Linked DNA regions of Homo sapiens: all the other regions are linked to region 1. Evidence: chromatin loops called from intact Hi-C (ENCODE). Cell type or tissue: natural killer cell. All regions are shown on one strand. Region 1 holds the start of TRL-CAG2-1 (tRNA-Leu (anticodon CAG) 2-1). Region 2 overlaps CCDC102A (coiled-coil domain containing 102A). Region 3 holds the start of LOC101927556 (a long non-coding RNA gene). Region 4 overlaps CCL17 (C-C motif chemokine ligand 17). Region 5 overlaps CCDC102A (coiled-coil domain containing 102A).

The links. Peaks named below come from ENCODE experiments on the same cell type or tissue, not always from the same donor. Only the 100,000 strongest peaks of a DNase experiment are listed, where the experiment ranks them.
Region 2: a loop joins it to region 1, with 5 times the contacts of the local background. A loop is called at or near these places in 37 of 110 quality-filtered maps.
Region 3: it touches region 1 in a loop (5-fold over the local background); 2 of 110 quality-filtered maps call a loop at or near these places.
Region 4: it touches region 1 in a loop (20-fold over the local background); 109 of 110 quality-filtered maps call a loop at or near these places.
Region 5: a loop joins it to region 1, with 8 times the contacts of the local background. A loop is called at or near these places in 83 of 110 quality-filtered maps.

The regions. Positions count from the first base shown.
Region 1 is chr16:57,298,967-57,302,966 of GRCh38, forward strand. It overlaps TRL-CAG2-1 (tRNA-Leu (anticodon CAG) 2-1), which reads left to right and starts at 985; the gene lies at 985-1,067. TRL-CAG2-2 (tRNA-Leu (anticodon CAG) 2-2) reads right to left here and starts at 1,596; the gene lies at 1,514-1,596. RefSeq lists enhancers at 709-838, 1,249-1,308 and silencers at 959-1,168, 1,459-1,628. In natural killer cell, CTCF peaks have their summits at 778, 1,792 and 1,992; DNase peaks (open chromatin) are centred at 1,005 and 1,705; H3K4me3 peaks cover 1,382 bases; H3K27ac peaks cover 1,618 bases.
Region 2 is chr16:57,528,420-57,532,419 of GRCh38, forward strand. It overlaps CCDC102A (coiled-coil domain containing 102A), which reads right to left. Exons shown (of 9, transcript NM_033212.4): 2 at 174-905. The coding sequence starts at 758. It also overlaps a transcript of ADGRG5 not described here. Among named protein-coding and RNA genes, the nearest start is that of CCDC102A, 6.2 kb to the right of the region's middle. RefSeq lists enhancers at 524-1,024, 1,355-1,514, 1,715-1,764. In natural killer cell, no CTCF peak of the experiment used is centred here; a DNase peak (open chromatin) is centred at 1,772; H3K27ac peaks cover 3,019 bases.
Region 3 is chr16:58,125,285-58,129,284 of GRCh38, forward strand. CFAP20 (cilia and flagella associated protein 20) reads right to left here. Exons shown (of 6, transcript NM_013242.3): 1 at 3,748-4,000. The coding sequence starts at 3,831. LOC101927556 (a long non-coding RNA gene) reads left to right here and starts at 3,600. Exons shown (of 4, transcript NR_188516.1): 1 at 3,600-4,000. RefSeq lists silencers at 1,758-1,827, 3,622-3,761 and enhancers at 3,361-4,000, 3,822-3,991. In natural killer cell, CTCF peaks have their summits at 1,540 (motif pointing left) and 1,806 (motif pointing left); DNase peaks (open chromatin) are centred at 827, 1,847, 2,537 and 2,977; H3K4me3 peaks cover 992 bases; H3K27ac peaks cover 2,899 bases.
Region 4 is chr16:57,415,649-57,419,648 of GRCh38, forward strand. It overlaps CCL17 (C-C motif chemokine ligand 17), which reads left to right. Exons shown (of 4, transcript NM_002987.3): 4 at 117-415. The coding sequence ends at 213. Among named protein-coding and RNA genes, the nearest start is that of CCL17, 13 kb to the left of the region's middle. RefSeq lists enhancers at 469-984, 985-1,500, 2,017-2,531. In natural killer cell, CTCF peaks have their summits at 1,586 (motif pointing left), 1,797, 3,360 (motif pointing right) and 3,561; DNase peaks (open chromatin) are centred at 1,103, 1,573 and 3,383; H3K4me3 peaks cover 657 bases; H3K27ac peaks cover 1,714 bases.
Region 5 is chr16:57,518,365-57,522,364 of GRCh38, forward strand. It overlaps CCDC102A (coiled-coil domain containing 102A), which reads right to left. Exons shown (of 9, transcript NM_033212.4): 4 at 2,704-2,812; 5 at 261-377. Among named protein-coding and RNA genes, the nearest start is that of CCDC102A, 16 kb to the right of the region's middle. RefSeq lists an enhancer at 1,566-1,735. In natural killer cell, CTCF peaks have their summits at 1,582 (motif pointing left) and 1,783; a DNase peak (open chromatin) is centred at 1,567.

The DNA.
Region 1 (4,000 bases):
AAGGCAATGGATTCTCCCTTCTGGCCTCCAGACGGAATGTAACCCTGTGACCCATTTTAGACTTATGACCTCCAGAACTGTAAGATAAATAAATGGGATGGTTTTAAGCCACCAAATTTGTAGTTATGTGTTACAGCAGCAATAGAAACTCTTGAATCTCCTTGGCAGCATTTCCACCAAGTGACCATCGATCCTCGTCTTGAATGCCTCCAGCGACAGGGATATCACTACCAATACAGTCACCCTGTTTCCTTTCCAGCAAACTCTTTCTTCTCCCAAACCCATCCTCTGTAACTATTCACCCACTGCACCCCCACCTCGGGCCCCAGTTCTTGGAGCAAAAAGGACAGGCAGACACAATCCCAACCCCTTGTATATCAGGCTTTTGTAGACAGATAATAATTCTCTTCCCCAAGCTTAACAATCTCCAACTTTTTCCCTTGATCAGCTTATTAGAAAGGTCTAAAAGCCAACTCTTTCTGAATGAGGCCCTAGGTAATCATTTGCAGAGTGGGATCTCCCAACCCAAGGCCTCCCGTCCTGAGGAGCGGATGACAAAAACCTTATAGAGCGTCCTCCTTCCAACAATAATTCTCCAAACCCCGCCCCCTACTCCGCCAGTGCCCCATTCACAGCCCGAAACATCCGACCGGTATTAGTAATAGTTCATAATACCACCACTTGAGGCTCAGAGCCTGGGCAGGCAGCTAGAATTTAGCAACGTTATTTCGTTTTCATTGTGTTTATTTCTGTTGATGGTAAGGGAAACTGATTTTCCATTTAAATTATCTGTGTATTCAGTTGAAAGCGCCAGTTTGACCACAGCAGTGAGTCTCGCTGCACCGGATGGGTTTGGTTGTGGATAACCTAAGCTGCAGGCCGGACTCGGAACTGCCCGGGACACCGCCTCTGGGTTCTGAGTCCCGAGCGTCGTTGAAGCATGAGAGGAACTACATCAGACCCCAAAATAGTCTCTCCTAGGAAGTCAGGATGGCCGAGCGGTCTAAGGCGCTGCGTTCAGGTCGCAGTCTCCCCTGGAGGCGTGGGTTCGAATCCCACTTCTGACAAGCGCTCTTTTCCGGTATTTCAGAAGAGAAATCTTCGACGACCGCACACCAAGAGAGGCCCTCAAACACAGAGGACCGTACGTTTTACACACAATCCAAAGTCTAAATGAATGTCTGTGGGGAAGAAAAAGTCTGACAGGACGTGGTCGTGTGATTCTGAACTCCCAACTTCGGAGGAGGTTGAGGCGGGAGGATGTCGCCACCACACTCCAGCTTAGGCGACAGAGCGAGATTCTTTTTTAAAAAAGAAAATGCTCGTTAATAAGAAAATACTCGTTTTGTAAAACAATTAAGATTATGCGAACATATACGCACAAGACATCATAACCTCATTGATCTGTAAAAGAATAAAAAAAGATTATAAGAACATATACACAGAACACATACACACAAGACATCATAACCTCACTGATCTGCGGTGTTGATGAGGAAAAGTAATTGAGCTCTGTCAGAAGTGGGATTCGAACCCACGCCTCCAGGGGAGACTGCGACCTGAACGCAGCGCCTTAGACCGCTCGGCCATCCTGACTGCTTGCAGTGTGTGGCGCATAAAGCCTCTTCACAAGTTCTGCAATATGCGCATGCGTAGTGGGCAGCGAAGACCCACTCCTAGTTGTCCGCCCGGCGTTGGGTGGAGCGAGATACACTCACTTGCTCCAATGGGCGTGGAGAGATGGGACAAGGAAGGTCAGCGCGATGCACCTAGGCGACGCCAGAGGGTGCGCAAGGCCTACTAGAGAAGGCCGAGACCGAAGACTGTTACTTCAATACACATGCATTCGTGCCTCCAGCCTGTATTCATTCTGCATTCATACATGTACTATCATGTCAGCTTTGATTCCTGAAATCTGCAAGCAACCTTGCATTTCCCTTGTGCACAATGCAATCAAGTCCGTATACCTGCACTGATTCGCAGACATTTCCGTGGGCTGGCGCCCAATCTAGGTAAAGCCCAGGTATTGCAAGGCCGCCTGGCACTCTTACCGCGCTCTCCTTCCGAATACTCGCCCCAGCTGCAGCTTCACATTTGTATATGTGTTATAATTCATTTACTCAGGCTCCGGGATAGAACGAGGCCTGCAGCTGCACAGCCAGACCCGCCCTATTCCTATGTCCCCAGTGCCCAAACCGTACCCGGCACACAGTAGGTACGCAGGGAAGATCCCATGGATTCATTCTTCCCTCGCTTCCTCCTTCCTGCATCCCCTCATTTCGTGACTCATCTCTCTTTTCCTGGCCCCCGCGGCATCTTCCTCTCTTCCCTTCCACCCCCTCTAGGCTTACGCACGCCGCGCACAGGCTGTTTCCAGGGACCAGAAGACCTCGGTACCGAGAGGGTGCCCTTCTCCAGAAGGATTTCTAGGATCTCAGGGGGCTGGGCCGCTGACCTGGTGTGTAACAATTACACATTAATTAATGAATTCCCTCATTAATGACTCATATTCCTACAATGGCAGCTGCTGCCCCTCTCTGTACACAGGCACTAGAAGAGAGGGTCCAAGACCCTCGAACATCTCTGAGCCAACTTTGGAGTCCAGGGGTCAGGCCTAGAAGGTGTGAGCAGTGGGGTCACATTAACCTCTTAGTGCCCTCGGACTTGTCTGAGATGGTATCACAGAGCGGCCTCGGCCAGAGAACAGCAGCACTTACCACCCTTGGATTAGATTCCCTTGAGATGCTTGGAGCTTGGGATGCAGCCCCATGGGGGTGGGCAGAGGTCCTGGTTATCTGAAAGACAATGAAATCCTCCTCTTTCCCTGTCCCAAATGTCCTCTCCTCATTGACTGCCAGAATTCTTTCCTTTAGGTTTAGCACTAAACTCTTTTGTGTCCTCTTCTAAAATACAAATTGCCCTGGAAGCTGGAAAGAAAGTCAACAAACATTTATTAAGCACTTGCTATGTGCCACTCTTCTAGATGCTGTGAACAAAACAGAATTTCCACTCTCAAGATACATTCAGGCATGGAGCGAAGGGAGAAGGATAAGAAACAGGTGGACAAATACATCCAGGTGTTGTTAAATGCTGGGTAGAGGATGCATCAAGAAACTCATGAAAGACTTTAAAACAGGCAAAAAAGATAGCTGGATCTGATTCTATAAGGGCTTGCACCTTTCATTACTTTTATGTCCAAATAATTCTTGTCCACAGAAATACAGGTGAATTTTGTTAGGGTAGAATGCAATTGATCATTGCCCTGTGGATATTGACCAATTTTGCAATCTGCTTATAAATTCATTTCAGCATTCCTGATTGCCAATATATGTGTGTCTTTGAATTCTCTTTTGAATTGGCTATAACATTGAACAGGTCCTCCCATTAATTAATGACTAAAATAAAATCTTTGACGTGTTCATTTTATATTTATATGAGAATTATGATTTTATCTTAAAAATTATCCTTTTGGCCAGGCGAGGTGACTCATGCCTGTAATCCCAGCACTTTGGGAGGCTGAGGTGGGCAGATCACAAGGTCAGAAGTTCAAGACCAGCCTCGACAACATGGTGAAACCCCGTCTCTACTAAAAATACAAAAATTAGCCAGGCGTCATGGCACTTGCCTGTAATCCCAGCTACTAAGGAGGCTGAGGAAGGAGAATTGCTTGAACCCGAGAGGCAGAGGTTGCAGTGAGCTGAGATCACACCATTGCACTCCAGCCTGGGTAACAGAGTGAGACTCCATCTCAAAAAAAAAAAAATACCCTTTTAACAGTGATCAAGAGTGATTGGGGCTCTCCTAGGCAGGGTGGTTAGGGAGGGCCTCTGTGAGGAGCTGACACTGAGTTCAAAAGGAGAAACACAAGCAAGATCAAAGCTGCAGGTGGCAGCATTTCAGATAAAAGACATAGCCAGTGCAAAGGCTCTGAGGCAGAGAGAAATATAGTCTGTTGGAGGGACAGCAAGGCCAGTGTGGCAGGGGTAAGGTGATGGGAAGG
Region 2 (4,000 bases), 230 kb after region 1:
GGTCTCTGGAAGGAAAATGATGTGAGGCCCCGCAAGGGTAGAACCCGACCTGGAGAAGTGAAACCTCCAGGAGGCCAGGCCTTTACTAGCTTGTTTCTGAGCCCAGCAGCTCAGGACAATCGGCCCCGCCCACTTCGAGACTGGAGCGCGAACGCCCCGCCCGCGCCGCGCACCTGGCTGCCTGGCGGCCTCTCGGACCCGACGTCACGCACTGGCTCGCGCTCCGCTTCCGGCTCGGGGCCGTCGCGCGTCTGGTCGGCGACCCCCCGGGCGCCCCTCAGCCGCGCCAGCTCGCGGCCCCGTGCCTCGCACTCGCCCTGCGCCTCTTGGCGCTCGCGCCGTGCGCCCGCCAGCTCCTTGGTGAGCGCGTCCAGGCGCTGGCGCAGCTGGCGCACCTCCTCGCGCGCGCGGTTGCGCTCAGCGCGCACCTTGCTCCATTTCTCGCGCCAATTGGCAGTGCAGTCCGACCACCGGCGCATGGTCTTCTCCATCTGCGCCGCCCGCGCCCGCGCCTCCTCCAGCTCCCGCAGCCGCAGCTCCTCGCGGCTCTCCCAGTCGCCGTCGGCCAGCAGCGCGGGCGCGGGGGGCAGGGGCAGTGCGGGCGGCGGCCCGGGCGAGGGCGTGCCGCTGGGCGGCGTGGGCGGCAAGGAGTCGGCAGGCCCCATGCGCTCCGGCGACGGGCTGCCCAGGATGGTCAGGAGGCTGCCCTTGGACAGCTGCGGGGACTCGGCCAGCCGGGGGCTGGGCCCGTGGCTCATGGTGCGGCCGGGCGGGCCCTGAGCTCGAACTCGCGGTCGGGCTCAGGGGCGGCTCCGGGGACGCGCGGCGGGCGCGATACAACTGTGCATGATGACGCCGTGCCCCGCTTCCCTCTGGGCCACCGGGCGGAGGACGCCTCCTCGGACCTACGGGAGAACACAACCGTTATTGGACTGCGACCACCGTCAGTCTCGAAGATCAGCCGCGCCAAGGCCCTGGCGGAGGGAACAGAACGGCCAAGGTAGGAGGAGAGAGTTCTGTTCCAGGAGAGTCCCAATGAGGCAGGATTGGTGGAGCAAGGGCCCGCAAAGGCCTCCTCAGTGGCCTCGACTCCCTGCTCCAATCCCTTCACCCAGCGGCGCTAATCTGAAACCTTGATCTGTTCTTTATTCTCCCGGTCCCGGCTCACACACTGATGGCTTATACTATACTACTATGCAACTTCCGCACAGGACCCAGGCGGGGGCACTGGGCTGGTGCCAGGAGTCCCCTCCCTGCCTTTTCCTGCACTGGGCTAACTCTTCTCATATTTAAGACTCTTCTGAGGTATCACTTCCTCCTGGAAGCCCTCCTGGAGCACTTCAGGCCAGGTCCATCAGCCCCTTATGTGTCTCCATCACTGCACTAACTTACCCTGTCATTTATGTGTCTGCTGTGTACCTTTAACCAAGGCTGTGAGTTTGCTGTGGTCCAGGACTGGGTCCTGACCACTGTTTTAGTCCCAACACATGATGACAATGATATTTGTGGAGGGCAGGCCACAAGCCAGGCACTGTGCCCAGGGCTTTAGGTGAACGATCTCATTTATTCCTTAAAGAGTGGAGGTGAAGAAAATGATTACCTCCATTTATGGTATCTATGAGTACAAATTCAAACTCTAGTAAGGATTTGCTGAATGAACGCACGCGCTGGGGATGATGATGGAAACAAACCAGTCCTCAGATGGAAAGGGCTTCTGAGAGTGCAGCAGGATGTTCTCTCCCCTTCTCTGCCGGAACCACCCCTCCCTGACACCGTGACTCACCGCAAACAGCTCTCTTGTTCTCTGTGTCTCACTTCAGCCTCCCCATCGCCCAGCACTGGGCTCTGCCATTTATGGGCCATGCCCCCCTCCTCCTTAAAATAAATGAGAGGCATGTCCCTCTCTGTCCCCAGTCTCCCTCCACTGCGGCCTCTGTTGACTGCCACCCACCAACAGCCCCTTGGGACATCACACTTTTCCTTCCCCATTAGGCAGAGAGCCCTGGTCCACAGATCTTCACACCTGCCCCTAAGACCCACCCTTTCTGAGTGATCAGTGTACTGTCGGTGGGACTCGGCACTGGCTGTCCCCAAGGCTGCCTGGCAGCCCTCTATGTCCCCTCTCCACCTTCTTCCAATCTCTAACCCACCTCATTCTCGGCAGATGATCTATCGTCATGATTTGCAGTGAAAAAGGAAGCTGTCAAGCCCCACGGCCCCCTCCTCTCTGCCCCTGAGAGGACAGAGGGGTTCTCCTTCCTTGAGCCGAAGGCCTCCCTCCTGCCAGTCCCACCCTAGCCAGTGACGTCCTTTCCAGGGGTCTTACCCCTGCTGAAGTGTCTCCTGACACCTTCTTCTCCCCTCCCCTGGCACCTCCCTTTTAAGGTCCTTCCAAAGTGGTCCACACTCGCCGTCTCCACTCCGTCTACCTGCTTGGCGCTCTGTCACCCGGCCACCTGTGCCAGGCTGGTTTCCAGTCCCCTGTGACGGTGTGCCCTCTGGACCCACCGTGGCACCTGCTTCCCTGCCTCACTTGCTTCCACGTCTTCCTCTCCAGGTTTCCCCTCCTCTCCAGCTGCTCGTCAGCCTCCCAGGTGAACCCCCTGGGCTTATCCCTCGAATGCGGCTGTCATCGGGCCCTGGGCCCCCTTCTCCTCTCACGATATCCCTGCCCGAGCCATCTCGCTATGTCCCCAACTCCAAGTCCCTCTCCAGCCCAGGTTGCCCTCAGAGCTTCCCATACCTCCAACCGGATGCCTGATAGATGATTCAGGCTCATCTTGGTTAAAATAGAACTTGCTGCCTCCATTCCCCCCGTGACCAGCTCCTCCTGGGTGCTCCTCCGAGAGAAGGCACTTCCTCACTCCTTCCAGAGAAGGCACTTCCTCACTCCTTCCAGCTTTGAAGGCACCCTGAAATCTGCCTTCTTTCCTCCCCCACCCACCGCCAAACCTTGTCAGTCTATCTGCTGTGCATCCGCCTTCCATCCACCTTCTTTGTCCACAGTCACTAACCTGTCAGGGTCCACACCACCTTCACTCACCTGGGTAACAGTACCCACACCCACCTCCCTGCCCATCATGCACTTTCACCTCCTTCAAATCCATTCTCAACAGCAACAGCCAGAGTGAGTTCTTGTAAGAACCTGACCACTCTGATGGCCCCTCCCTGTGTCATTACCAATACTGATTCCTCCCTAGCCTCAATTCTAAGGTTACTCCCTCTAGGACTCAACTCCAAATACTCTCCAATCCCAGCAGGAGCCGCAAGCCACTGATCCCACCACTGCACTGCCCACCCCCATGTCCCTCTCTTTCCCAGCTCACCTTCTGTGCTCCTAATTTCTCCCTTGCCAGCACCCTCTGTGCCCTAGGCCCCTCCTGTTCTGGCTTCTCCTGGCAAACGCCAACCCTGTTCCCTCCACTGCTTTGCCCACTCTTACCTTCAACTATGGAGCCAGGCATTGGAGGTCTACACCACCACGTGGAGCAGTATTTTTTAAAACTCATGACCTTTTGTCAAGGTTCCTCCGTGCTGCTCAGCGACCCCGCTGCATTTCTCTAGGCCATTTGCTGTTTGTTTATTGTCTGTCTGCCTTTACCATGCATGAGGTCTAGGCCCAGCTCTGACACCAACCTCATGTAAGCCACTGTCCCTTTCTGGGCCTCAGTTTCCCCATGTGTAGAAGGGGGGATGTGTGAGAGAGACCAGTGCTTCTTCATCAGGGTGTCCTTCAGATTCACCCAGACACTTGGCCCTATACCCGAGAGAGTCATGTTTGCTAGGTGTGGAGCTTGGAATTTGCATTTTAATAGTCTGGGATATTTGAGTATTTGGCGATGCTTTCTTACTACCCACAGTTCCATAAACACAACATGTACACCCCGACCCTGATAACATCTGTGTCACGCACCCAGACACAGCCATACAGATCCAGGCTCTGGTTCCATGTACACCACTGACACCCCAGGAGATCCCTAGCAGCCTGTGCCTCTGTGAC
Region 3 (4,000 bases), 830 kb after region 1:
CTCCTATGACAACACTGCCTTCTTCTGAAATATCTCCTGAAGGACCTGCCTAAGGTTATTTTACAGTTAACTTTTTGTTCTTGTTGTTAAGTAGGAGTACATTCTAAAATTATGATAAGGCCAGGCACGGGAACTCATGCTTGTAATTCTAGCACTTTGGGAGGCTGAGGCAGGAGGACTGCTTGAGCATAGGAATTCAAGACCAGCCTGGGCAACATGGAGAAACCCCGTCTCTACAAAAATACAAAAATTAGTGAGGTGTGGTGGTGAGGGCCTGTAGTCCCAGCTACTTGGGAGGTTGAGGTGGGAGGATTGCTTGAGCCCAGGAGATGGAGACTGCAGTGAGCCCTGATTGCACTACTGCATTCCAGCCTGGGCAACAGCAAGACCTTGTCTCAGAAAAATAAAATACAATAAAATAATGATAAAGAGTATAGTAAATACATAAGCCAGTAACATAGTCATTTATCATCAAGTGTTAGGCACTGAACATCATTGTATATGCTATACTTTTACATGACTGGCAGTGCAGTAGGTTGGTTTACACCTACTCACAAACACGAGTAATGCATTTGACTTAACGAACAACTATTATGTCACTAAGCGACAGGAATTTTTCAGCTCCATGATAATCTTATGGCACCACTGTCATGTGTAAGGTCTGTCGTTGACTGAAACGCCATCATGTGGTGCATGACTACATATACTGTAACTCTGTTGCTAAGGACTTTATATACAGCTTCATTGAATCTTCATAACCGTGAGAAATAGACGAGAAAACTGAATGGTTAAGGACATAGCTAAGATCACACAACTGGAACACAGCACAGCCAGGATGCAAATCCAAGGTGTCTGACCACGCCCTAGCATTGAGGTTTTTCGGTAAGGTACTGTTCTTCTGCTTAAGGAACCTGCAGTCCAGTGGACGATCTACAATAGAAAACTGCCAGCCACAGGCACACCCATGAGGCTTAACTCAAGTTCTCAATGAAAAGAATGTTTAAGTTGAGATTGGAAGGATGAGATGGAGGGGAGGGGCTGTGAGCTTCAGAGAGTCAAATAAATTGCCGGTGTGACAAACACTAACGAACAAGCCATCTTCACAAAAGGGAAGCTTGCAAATTCACTGGTACTGTGAATACAGCGTTCACTTCTATGCAGACAGAGCCTAAACAAAAGTCAAACCAAATTTCTCAAGATTCTTCATAGAAACCGAACAGAAATTCTCTCTATATATACTCATGAAAGAAAACAACAAAGTTTTCTGAAATAAAAATAACTATAAATAGGTACCACAGTCAATATATACCTACTGGCAAAAGTCAAGGTCATGTCTAGCTAAATGTAGACAGTCCTCACCTCCCCACAAACTCTGTCCTTATTACAACTTTGCCTTAGTCCCTGGCAGCAGGAAAAATATTTTCTCTATCTTCCCAAGTCTACACAAAGCCTGTCACTAAGCTGTCGCTCAATAAATCTTTGATAAGTACATCAATTCCCAGTGTTCCCCCTACTGGATTGAATTTCCAGCACTTTATGCAGACATAGCTGAGAAAAAGCACACACGACAAAGCTGAGGGATACGGCCCCAAACTTTCCTTTTTCTTCTCTTTCCTTCCCTTGCCCCAAGAGGGGAAAAATCCTCAATTCTAAATATTTTTCAATTGAGTCTAAATAAGAAGAGTTAGAAACACAAAATTAGCTTTTACCGTTGTGAAGATTTTGCTTGAAATGAGTGTTCTAAAGGTTTTGCCAAAATGTCTGTTTAATTTACTCCAAGTAACCATGCCAATCGATTTAACAATGTTTTCACACGTGTTTATGTCATTAGGGTACCATCCGACCTCTAGTGGCGTTGTTAAGGGACACAGTGCACCATGGTTACTATGCTTTTATATTCTTGGGTAAACATGTTGACTATTCAAAAAGCCTCATTTGAAAAATAAAACACAGCACACAAGATCAAGCCCAGAAGGGTTAAAATGGAAAACTGATACAAGTTTCGTAACAGAAATTCTGAGGCCTCCCTACTACTGGAATTCTTTCAGCTTTAGTAAGTTCTCTATCTGCTCTGAAAACCTCTCCTCCTAGGTCAAGTCCCATTCTCGATTTCAATTGCCTTATACTGACACTTTGTTACAATTCAGTTTCCAAATTCCACTGGCACAGAGGGCCCCCCTCTCTTCATGCCTTCTGACAGCCCATAACTGAGTCAAGTGACAGCTGGGAAGCCAACCTCCTTACGGAGTTCCCAGGCACCCTGGGCTCTCTTTGTACAGATGCAATTTACAGTTTACAATGCTTTATTCCATTGTGAAAAAATACATGAAACTAAAAACCTCAGTAACGCAGCAACGTTAAGGAACTGCTTTCCTGTACTCTGGCACTAGCTCTAGCTTGTGGATAGAATCATCTGAAAGAGAAGAGATGGGCAGATTTTACATACACAAAGGCCCAACTTCATTATATTCAGATTTTTCAACTATCTTATGAAAGTAACACTATGGACACACCATCCTAAAAGCTGCCCTCAGAACGCAGAGTTCCCTAGTGGTGACAGGCAGAAAGCTGCTCATGTTCTCTCCCAACTTTATGTGGCCCTCATAAAGAGCTCTCATGTGTGGATAAGGGAATACAGAGACGTGTTCCAAGATAAAATTCAAAATTCTTGGCTTCATTACCAATAAATCCTACTGAGATTATTCCACATGCATCTCTCTAAAAAGCAGCATTCGGCATACCCACACTCGCCATTCTCCCAGAGAGCAGTACTAAGAATATGACTTAAATTTCACATTGGAGTGCCTCCCGTAACTTATATTCAAGAAATAGTACAGCTGATTGCCTGGGAATTTGCATGAAGAACGAAATACCAAAGTAATAAAATGCAGACCAATTCATAGACAGCTAGATCTTTCTTCACATCTGCAAAAAACAGATTCATCATCTCGTGGGGCCAAACACATATCATCTAGTGGATGCCTGAATAAAGATGAGGCCTGTACTTGGCTCTGAGTTTATTAATCCAAACAAGACTTTGACTGTCAGCATTCTGCAGTTTTCCTGATGGAGAAATCAGGCACCGAGGGCATAGTACAGGCAAGTCACAGTGAGTGTGGAGCAGGTGCCAAGGGCCACTGAATTCTGACTTATTTGGGATCAGTGGGAGGAAGGGAGCAAATGAATGCAATTTAAACATCACTGGCTTGGCCGGAGTCTTTCTGTCTGCTCCTCTGTAAGGGTGCCTGAACAAAGGCTCTGTGTCTAGTGCCCAGCACCGTGCCTGGCACAAAAACGGATATCAGTAAATATTTGGAATTCGTGAATAGCAGGTCCTTTCATCTTTACATCCCCAAAGCTCCTTCAAATAAGTTCGTGCATTTCATGCTACGAGATGGGCACCATCAACCCCATTATATTGGTGGGGAAACAGTGGCTCAAAAGAATGGACTGACCGACCAAGTCAAGACAGCAGCGAGGGTCGCGGTCCTAACCACACCACAGCTGCAGGACACTTAGATCTCAGCCACGCCCACCCACATGCACCGCCCCCCCCCCACCTCCTCCGCTGCTTACACGACGCCCCCACCTCGCGCCCCAGTCCCGCCAGGCTGGGGACAAGGCACAGCAGCGTCCTCTCGGCCTCTCCCAGGCCCCAATTCGACACAACCATTCCCCGTCCCCAGCCCCCGGACGAGGAGGGGGTGCAGCCCCTCCACCCCGCCCCGTCGCCGCCCCTAGCCCGACCTTTTTGTCCCAGATTTGCAGAGGCTTGCTGCCGATGCTGTAGAGGATGGAGAGGAAGCCGCTCTGGAACGTGTTTTTGAACATCTCGCCGGCGGCCTTCTCCTAAGCCGCCCCCGGAGCCGACCTAGGCCCCGGAGTAGATACAGGCACCGAGCGTCGAGGGCACAGCAGCAGGCCGGCCCTGTTCCGAAGAAGGGTGGTTGAGCTCCTGGCCTCCGGATCTGCAGCCACTGATGGCCGGACTCGGACGCGG
Region 4 (4,000 bases), 120 kb after region 1:
AACTTCCTGCCCCTCTTGGAGCCTTGGAATCCTGGTCAGCACAGGGCGGGCCGTCCCAGGGACTCTGGGGGCCCTTCCCCCCCTGCCACTCCTGGTAACGTCCTCCTTCTGTGTAGTTTTGTAACTGTGCAGGGCAGGGCCATCTGTTCGGACCCCAACAACAAGAGAGTGAAGAATGCAGTTAAATACCTGCAAAGCCTTGAGAGGTCTTGAAGCCTCCTCACCCCAGACTCCTGACTGTCTCCCGGGACTACCTGGGACCTCCACCGTTGGTGTTCACCGCCCCCACCCTGAGCGCCTGGGTCCAGGGGAGGCCTTCCAGGGACGAAGAAGAGCCACAGTGAGGGAGATCCCATCCCCTTGTCTGAACTGGAGCCATGGGCACAAAGGGCCCAGATTAAAGTCTTTATCCTCAGTCTGTGTCAGCGTGTCTGTCCCCACAGCGCAAGATGCGCTTCCACTCCGGCCTGTCACTCTGGGAGGGTTCTCAGAGAACCTCTGGTCCTGCCCTGTGCAGGTCGGAAAGGGAAACTGAGGCTGAGAAGGGCACGTGGCTTCCGCAGACCACGCACCAGTGAGGGGAGGCCCTGGTGAGAGGCCCGGGCAGGGGCGGGGTTGGCGGGGTCCTGGGAGGCGGCCGCTGGATTCTCTCCCTACCCACCCCAAGGTCTCCCGGTTTCCCCCCAGCCCAGCTCCTGTTCTTGCCCCACGTGGAGCTGAGGACAAACTTCCCCGAGGTGCTGGAGTCAATTTCACAGACTGGCCAGGACCCTGCCGCAGGCCACAGCTCTGCCCAGTGCTGGGGAGCCCCCTGGCCAAGGGTGGGGGAAGCTTGTAGCCCTGTCCTTGCCTTCCCCTGCACTCACTGCAGTCCAGCTGGCCCGGCTCCTCCTGGCCCTGGCTCCCTCTCCCCGCTCAAACTCCAGACCCCAGCTCCAGGGCGAGGGGGCTCTGTGGGTCCTGGGCCCTCTGCCTGCGGCTGACTTCCTAGCCCACTCCAGGCTCAGGCAGGCGGGCGCCACGCGGCCCTGTGGTTCCTCCTGACTGAAGTGTGATCCCCACCCGGCCCTGGCTGCGCCCAGCCTGCCGGAAGCCGGCCCAGCACAACCGCCCACCGACTCGCTCCCCCAGCTCTTAGGGACTGCCCTGAAGCCGACCCCTGCTCCGCGTGGTTCTCTCATTGTGTGTGTGTGTGTGTGTGTGTGTGTGTGTGTGTGCGTGCGCGTGTGTGGCAGTCCCAGCTCCTCCATTAGGTTGAGAGCTCCGTGAGCCACTCCGGGGACCCCACACCCCTGTGCTAAAAAAGATGGGGACTAGAGGCTCAGGACACCCCACCCCCAGACCCCTCTGCCCATGCCCAGCTAAGGGCTGAGCACAGAGGAGTCGGGGCCTAAGCCTTCTAGTTCTCTCTCACTCTCCCAACCAGCGATGGGGCCGTGGCTTCTCTCTGAACACAGTTTGGCGGCAGGGGCGCGGGTCCTTCTCTTCCGAGGACCTTGTGGCGGGCATTGTTTGGTGGGGCTGCGGTTAGAAGGGCAATTTCCAGGCCCGGCTGTTGCCTCCTGCTGCTCCCTTGTGGCCAGTCAGCTCATTGCAGGGCAGATGATAGAACCCAAGTTTACTTTCCAGTACGGGCACAGCGATAACGAGGTTGATAAAACCAGTGAACTGGCTTGCCTGTGACTCTAGGGTCTCTTCAGCCGCAAGTGGGCTCATCTCCTGTCCTGATGCCGAGGAGGATCACTTGAACAACTGCCTAAGACCCAGAGTCCTGGGGATGGCCCAGTCTGAGTTCTTCATGGAAAATTGTCCTCTGAATCCACCGGGAGGAGGAAGGATGATCTAAAAAGGGAGGGAGGCAAGGAGAAGCTCCTAAGACAGCAAAGGCCAGAGACAGCCGGGGTCTGGACCCCTGCACCCTGCAGGCGAGAGCTGGAAGGACTCTCAGAGTGCAATGGCTCCATCTCAGCTCACTGCAACCTCCGCCTCCCAGGTTCAAGCGATTCTCCTGCTTCAGCCTCCTAAGTAGCTGGGATTACAGGCGCCCGCCACCACACCCGGCTAATTTTTTTGTATTTTTAGTAGAGACGGGGTTTCACCATGTCGGTCAGGCTGGTCTTGAACTCTTGGCCTTATGTGATCCACTCGCCTTGGCCTCCCAAAGTGCTGAGATTACAGGCATGAGCCACCGCGCCTGGCCTCCAGCAAACTTCGTTTAAAAAAGCAAGACCTTTTTTGTTTTTTCCCTACTGAAATCCTACTCAGAAGCCCATATTGTAAGCTTAGGTAAGTAGAGCTGCCGTGGAGGCCTGTGAGGAGGTGGGGAGTTGCCAGAGGGTCCCTGAAAGTGAGATAGGGTGGGGCATTGCATAAAGGCAGGGAAGAGGTGGATCCAGGACTGGCAACAAAACGCAGGATTCAGAATCCAAGTATTCACGAGCAGCATCCGGTGCAAGCTGGGGGATGGTGAGATGCAAGAGATAGGACAACTGCCATGTGACCTTAGGGCATTTTAAGGAGGTGTGACCTGGAGACTGCTGTGATTGGAAAGACTGCTGGGAGGGAAAAAGAGGAATGGGCAGGTTCGGGGTGAAAAGTGAGGAGAAGCGCCAGACTTATGTTGTTTCTTTCACCTGGTAGGTGCCTCCCCTCCTCCCCCACCCCACCCCTGCTTTTTTTTTTTTTTTTTTTTTTTTTTTTTTTCAGATGGAGTCTGGCTCTGTGACCCAGGCTGGAGTGCAGTGGTGCGATCTGGCTCACTGCAACCTCTGTCTCCCGGGTTCAAGCGATTCTCATGCCTCAGCTTCCTGAGTAGCTGGGATTATAGGTGTGCACCACCACACCTGGCTGATTTTTGTATTTTTAGAAGAGATGGGGTTTTACCATGTTGGCCAGGCTGGTCTCGAACTCCCGAGCTCAAGTGATCCGCCCACCTCGGCCTCCCAAAGTGCTGGGATTACAGGCGTGAGCCACTATTCTGAAATCCAGTTTCTCTTCAACGCTCAACTCAGTGCTGCCTCTGCCACAGCCAGCCTACTCAACCTCAGCTGTGTGTCCTCCACCTGCACCCAACGCTCACCTTAGTCTAATCCTGACCACACTCTACCCCTTGTAATTGGAGCTGCTTGGGTGATTTACCCAATAAACTCACTGAGCAGGTATTTGGGTCAGGAAACAGTACCAGACTCATTTATGAGGAGGGAAAAAAGCTTTGTGCACAGTGTATATTTGATTTATACATTTTCATCAGTGCTGCTCAGGTGAATTCCACAAGGGGCACTAGTGGGGAAAGAGAAATTTCCTGGGGAGCCCTAATAACCCGGCTTGAAGCATATTGCATCTCCAAACGTGGAAATTAGAATTGGGTTGTTTTCCAGTGGCCCACCAGAGGGCACTCTGCTCTTAGGAGGAAGTTCTGAGGCTGATGCGCCAGGGGCCCTGACCCCACCAGCCAGACTCCGGCCCCATCGCTGTCCCCAGGGGCTGGGATCAGCCACATCTGGTTGTAGCTGCACTAGGCCTTGGGGCAGGGGTGTCTGTAGCTGGCCGGCTCTCCTCTTGTGGGAACAGAAGCAAAGAAACCGCCAATTACACTGTCTGGGGTTTGCTGGATGAAGAGGAAGAAGGAAGAAACCCTGCTGGGACTAGCAGGGCCACTAACTCCAGACGCAACCTGGGCAGTGCCAAGAGCTGTGGGCTGGGGTGTTTCACTGTGTTTTCTTAGAGACTGTATTTGGTCTATTTGGCATCCATTTATCACAGGGCCAAATCACAGGGCCAAAAGCATTTATACCTCCCCTGCAAGCTGGTTTTTGCAAGTGTTTGAAAGTAATAATAGTTACAAACCCTCCAACCAATCCCAATCACAGGCCCCCCAACCATCTCTATTTAACTCTCACACCAAGCCAGTATTTCCCCTGCCCTAAATCACCCAGAGCCAGGTAGAGACAACTAGGGACGGCCCCTAAGCCCAAGGCCCCCTGGAATTATTCCAACTAGC
Region 5 (4,000 bases), 220 kb after region 1:
TTTTTGGCTCCAGGAAGCAGATCCAGCTGCATTGGCTGTAATTAAGCTGGGCTCATTTCATGGTGTACAGGATGTGAGGGCGCTTCTGGCCTCTGTGTGGGAGAGAGGCCTGCCTCTTGCAGATCAGGACACCATTGGATGTGGCTGGCCCCGCTCAGAGCACAGTCCTGGCCCCTGCCCTGTTCCCAGTGACCTGCTGATGGAGCAGGGCCCCAGGACCCCTAAACCCAGGTCCTCCTGGGTCCCATCCATGGCCTCACCTCGCCCCTCAGCTCGGCCATTTTCCGGTCCATGCTGGAGCGTGCACCGAGCTCATCTTCCAGGTCCTCAGACATGCGGCCCAGCTCGTCCTGGTGCGCCTCCTTCAGGATGCTGAGCTGCAGGGATAAGGCCCCACCTGGTCATGAGAACCACCAGGATATAGCCTGGAACCACCTCCGGGGGTGGGCGCCAGTGCAGGAGTGCTCAGCGTGGAGCCAAGGCAGCGCCCAAATGGGGCAGGCACCAGGTATTCCAAACAGACCTCGAATCTGACCACTTCTGCTCCTCCCAATGTCTCTCCTCCTCATTACTGTCTAGCCTCCCAGTGTCTACTCCTGGCCCTTCTCTGTCAACCCGTTTTCTACAACAGCAGCCCAGAGGGAGCTTTTAACAAAGATGAATGCAATCATACCACCCTCCTCCCACAAAGCCTCTGATGGCTCCCAGGTGCCTTAGGGTAAAGTCCAACTCCTCTCTACGCTCTCACAAAGCCCTGCACGATTGGACACCTACCCGCCGCTCCCCCTTAGTTCACTGTACTCCAGGCACCAGGGACTCCTTTCTGTTCCTCAGACACACCAAGTTCCTGCCCACCACAGGGCCTTTGCACATGCGTGGATCTTTCTGAGACACTTCTTAGGACTGATTTTTCTTATTCTCAGGCCTTGACCTAAAGGCCCCCTCCTTAGGAATGCCTCTTCTGCCCACCTGGCCTGGAGGAGGGGCCTCCTCATCCCACTCCCCACTGGAAAGCTAGCCTGGGAGGACGGGGAGCTTGTGCGTCTGTCCACCTTTGTGTCGTTGTATGGCCTGGGCACAGGGCCGCCCTCAGTGTACAGTGACTAATTCCAACACTGCTCTGCACACAGGTGCATCGGCATTGCTTGGCGTGCATTTAAGACAATAACATTTCTTGCGGTATACAGCAAACCCCAACAAACTGCTGCTCCCTGTAACACACGGATGAGTTTTCAACACATAATGTTGAGGGAGAGACACCAGATACAAAAGAGAACCTTTATAATTTTCTACTAAATTGTACATTTGTGTTTCATTCGCTTTTCTTCGAATGATTATACTTCATAATTTGAAAAGACTAAAAGAACAGGGTCCTGGACCCAGCCCTGAAAGGTGCTGATTCAGGAGGGTGGAGGCGAGGTCTGGGAATCTGTATTTTAGGAGATTTCCTCAGAGATTCTCATGTAAGACCAGTCTTGGTCCCCTCCAGGACAGTTTCAGGCTCTAAAGTTCTGTGATCCTCCCAGCTGCTAGAAACCCACCGATCCAGTGTGGCGTTCCCTGGGTGGCTGCGCCCTCTGGTGGCCATTGAGGCCTGCACAGGAGGCCGTAGTGGCAGCTCAGCCTGCTCTGAGCCCCCACACTGCAGTGGTGGATTCCCTTCTCTGGAGCCTCAGTTTCCCTATCTGTAAGATGGGGACATGAGGACCCAGCTCCCTGGGCTGCCATGAGGCTTCAGTGACACCTAGTACAGATAGGAACCCAATGAATGCCACATCCAGCCTCCTCGTCTTCATCCTGGTCTACAAGGCCCCCTCCTGCGGCCTCGCCTCTCACTTCCTGCTCTCCAGCCACCTGGCCCTCCCTGTTTCCCGCACACGCTGGGCTTGTTCCTGCCTCAGGACCTTTGCACCGCTGTGCCTTCTGCCAGGAACACTCTCCCCTGTATCTTTTCAAGGACAGCTTCCTCTAGCCCCTTTAGGTCTTGCCTCAAATGCCACCTTCTTAGGCCTTCCCTGACCTACCACCCCATCTCTCTCATTCTGTTTTGACTCCTTCATAAATTATGAATCTGCCTGGTGACTGTCGGTCTCCCATGCCCACAGCCCCCACAAAGTGAGCTCCTGAAGGCAGGGACCTTGCCTGCCCAGCACTCAGAACAACTCAGAAAAAATAACATAACATAACATAACATAACATAACATAACATAACATAACATAACATAACATAAATAAAATAAAATAAATAAAATAAAATAAAATAAATAAAAATAAATAAAATTAAAATAAAATAAAGCCAGGCACTGTGGCTTACACCTGTAATCCCAGCACTTTGGAGGCCGAGGCAGAAGGATCACTTGGGTCCAGGAGTTCGAGACCAGTCTGGCCAACATGGTGAAACCCTGTCTCTACTAAAAATACAAAAATTAGCCGGGCGTGGTGGCGGGTGCCTGTAATCCCAGCTATTCGGGAAGCTGAGGCAGGAGAATCGCTTGAACCCGGGAGGTGGAGGTTGCAGTGAGCCAAGATCACACCACTGCACTCCAGCCTAGGTGACAGAGCAAGACTCTGTCTCAAAAAAAAAAAAAAAAGAACAACTGTTGGATGAATTAATGAATGAATTCTCTCTTCCATCTCCACTACTGAAATTCAACAGCGCGATCCTGCCGCCTCCAGGAAGACCCTCTGGTCTCCAAGACTCACCTGCTTGAGCATCTCCTGCTTGGTCTTGCTCAGCTCCTCATACTTGATCTTCCACTGGCTGAGCTCCCCCTCTAGCTTCTCAATGTTCCTGCTCAACGCCAGTTTATCCCTGGGGAAGGGACAGACATGGGGGTGAGCCCACCAAGGCCCTCTGCTTGGAGTCCTCACCAAGGGTGGCCCTGCTGTGTGCCCTCTGCACTTGTTGAGCCCAAGTCCAAAATCCTTGCCTTGGTATTCAGGCCCAGGCACCCTATGTGGCTAGAAGCACCCTGGCTTTGCAGTTCTCCTGGAACTGCATTCCCTATCCAAGTGCAAGTGCCCAGCTCACATTGTGGGGAGGTGGTCGGGGTTCCAGAGCACTGAGCATCCCCGGGCAAGTACCTCTCTCCTGCTGCACCTCAGGCTCATCTGAAAATGGCTCCAGGAGGTGGCGGCCCCAGCACTGGCCACTCCACTCCTTGGCCCACCTTGTTCTTCTCGAAGAGCTGTCAAAGACCACCCTGCTCCTGTCTGTTTTGTAGACTATGTTCCCTGCAAGGCTTGGTCTGAACACATGGTTCTGCAGATAGAAACACTGGAAAACACTGTCCAGTGACCCGAAGAGAGGGTTCTCTCTTGCCATCGACACTGTGTGGGATCCCTACATCCTCCCATAACCCCCACCCTGCCTTGATCTTGAATAAGGCACTGTAGGTAACAAGCATGATGCCTGGCCCTGGCAGAGTAGGTGCTCACCAATGGCTGAGCTCAGCATCACCTTCCAGCACGCTGCCCTTCATGACCCCACACCACACTGGCCTCTCTCTCTGAAAGTGGAACACTCCATGCCTCCAACATGGGGTTCCCAGAGGGGACAACGTCACCCTGTAGGAGGCATGTTGAAAACCCATGGCAACATTTTTGGCTATCACAATGATTAGGGGTCATTTAGTGGACGGGGGCCAGGGTGCCTGACTCCCTGCAATGCCCTGGGCGTCCTGCCCATCAGGATGCATCCTGCATCCTACTGAATGCATGCACAGCCCACTGGACATTGCTCGGGGTAGAGATGATCTGAGCCTACAGCCTCATTCTGATTTACATTGAAACAGAAAGTAATTTTTATACTAACATACACTGAATTTTCTAGGAATGGAATCACTGTATAAACTGAAGGAAGACTGCACTTTTCTTTGTTTTTAGAGAGAGGATCTGGCTCTGTTGCTCAGGCTGGAGTGCAGATCACAGCTCACTCCCTGGAACTGCACTCCCTACCCAAGTGCAAGTGCCCAGCTCATATTGTGGGGAGGTGGTCAGG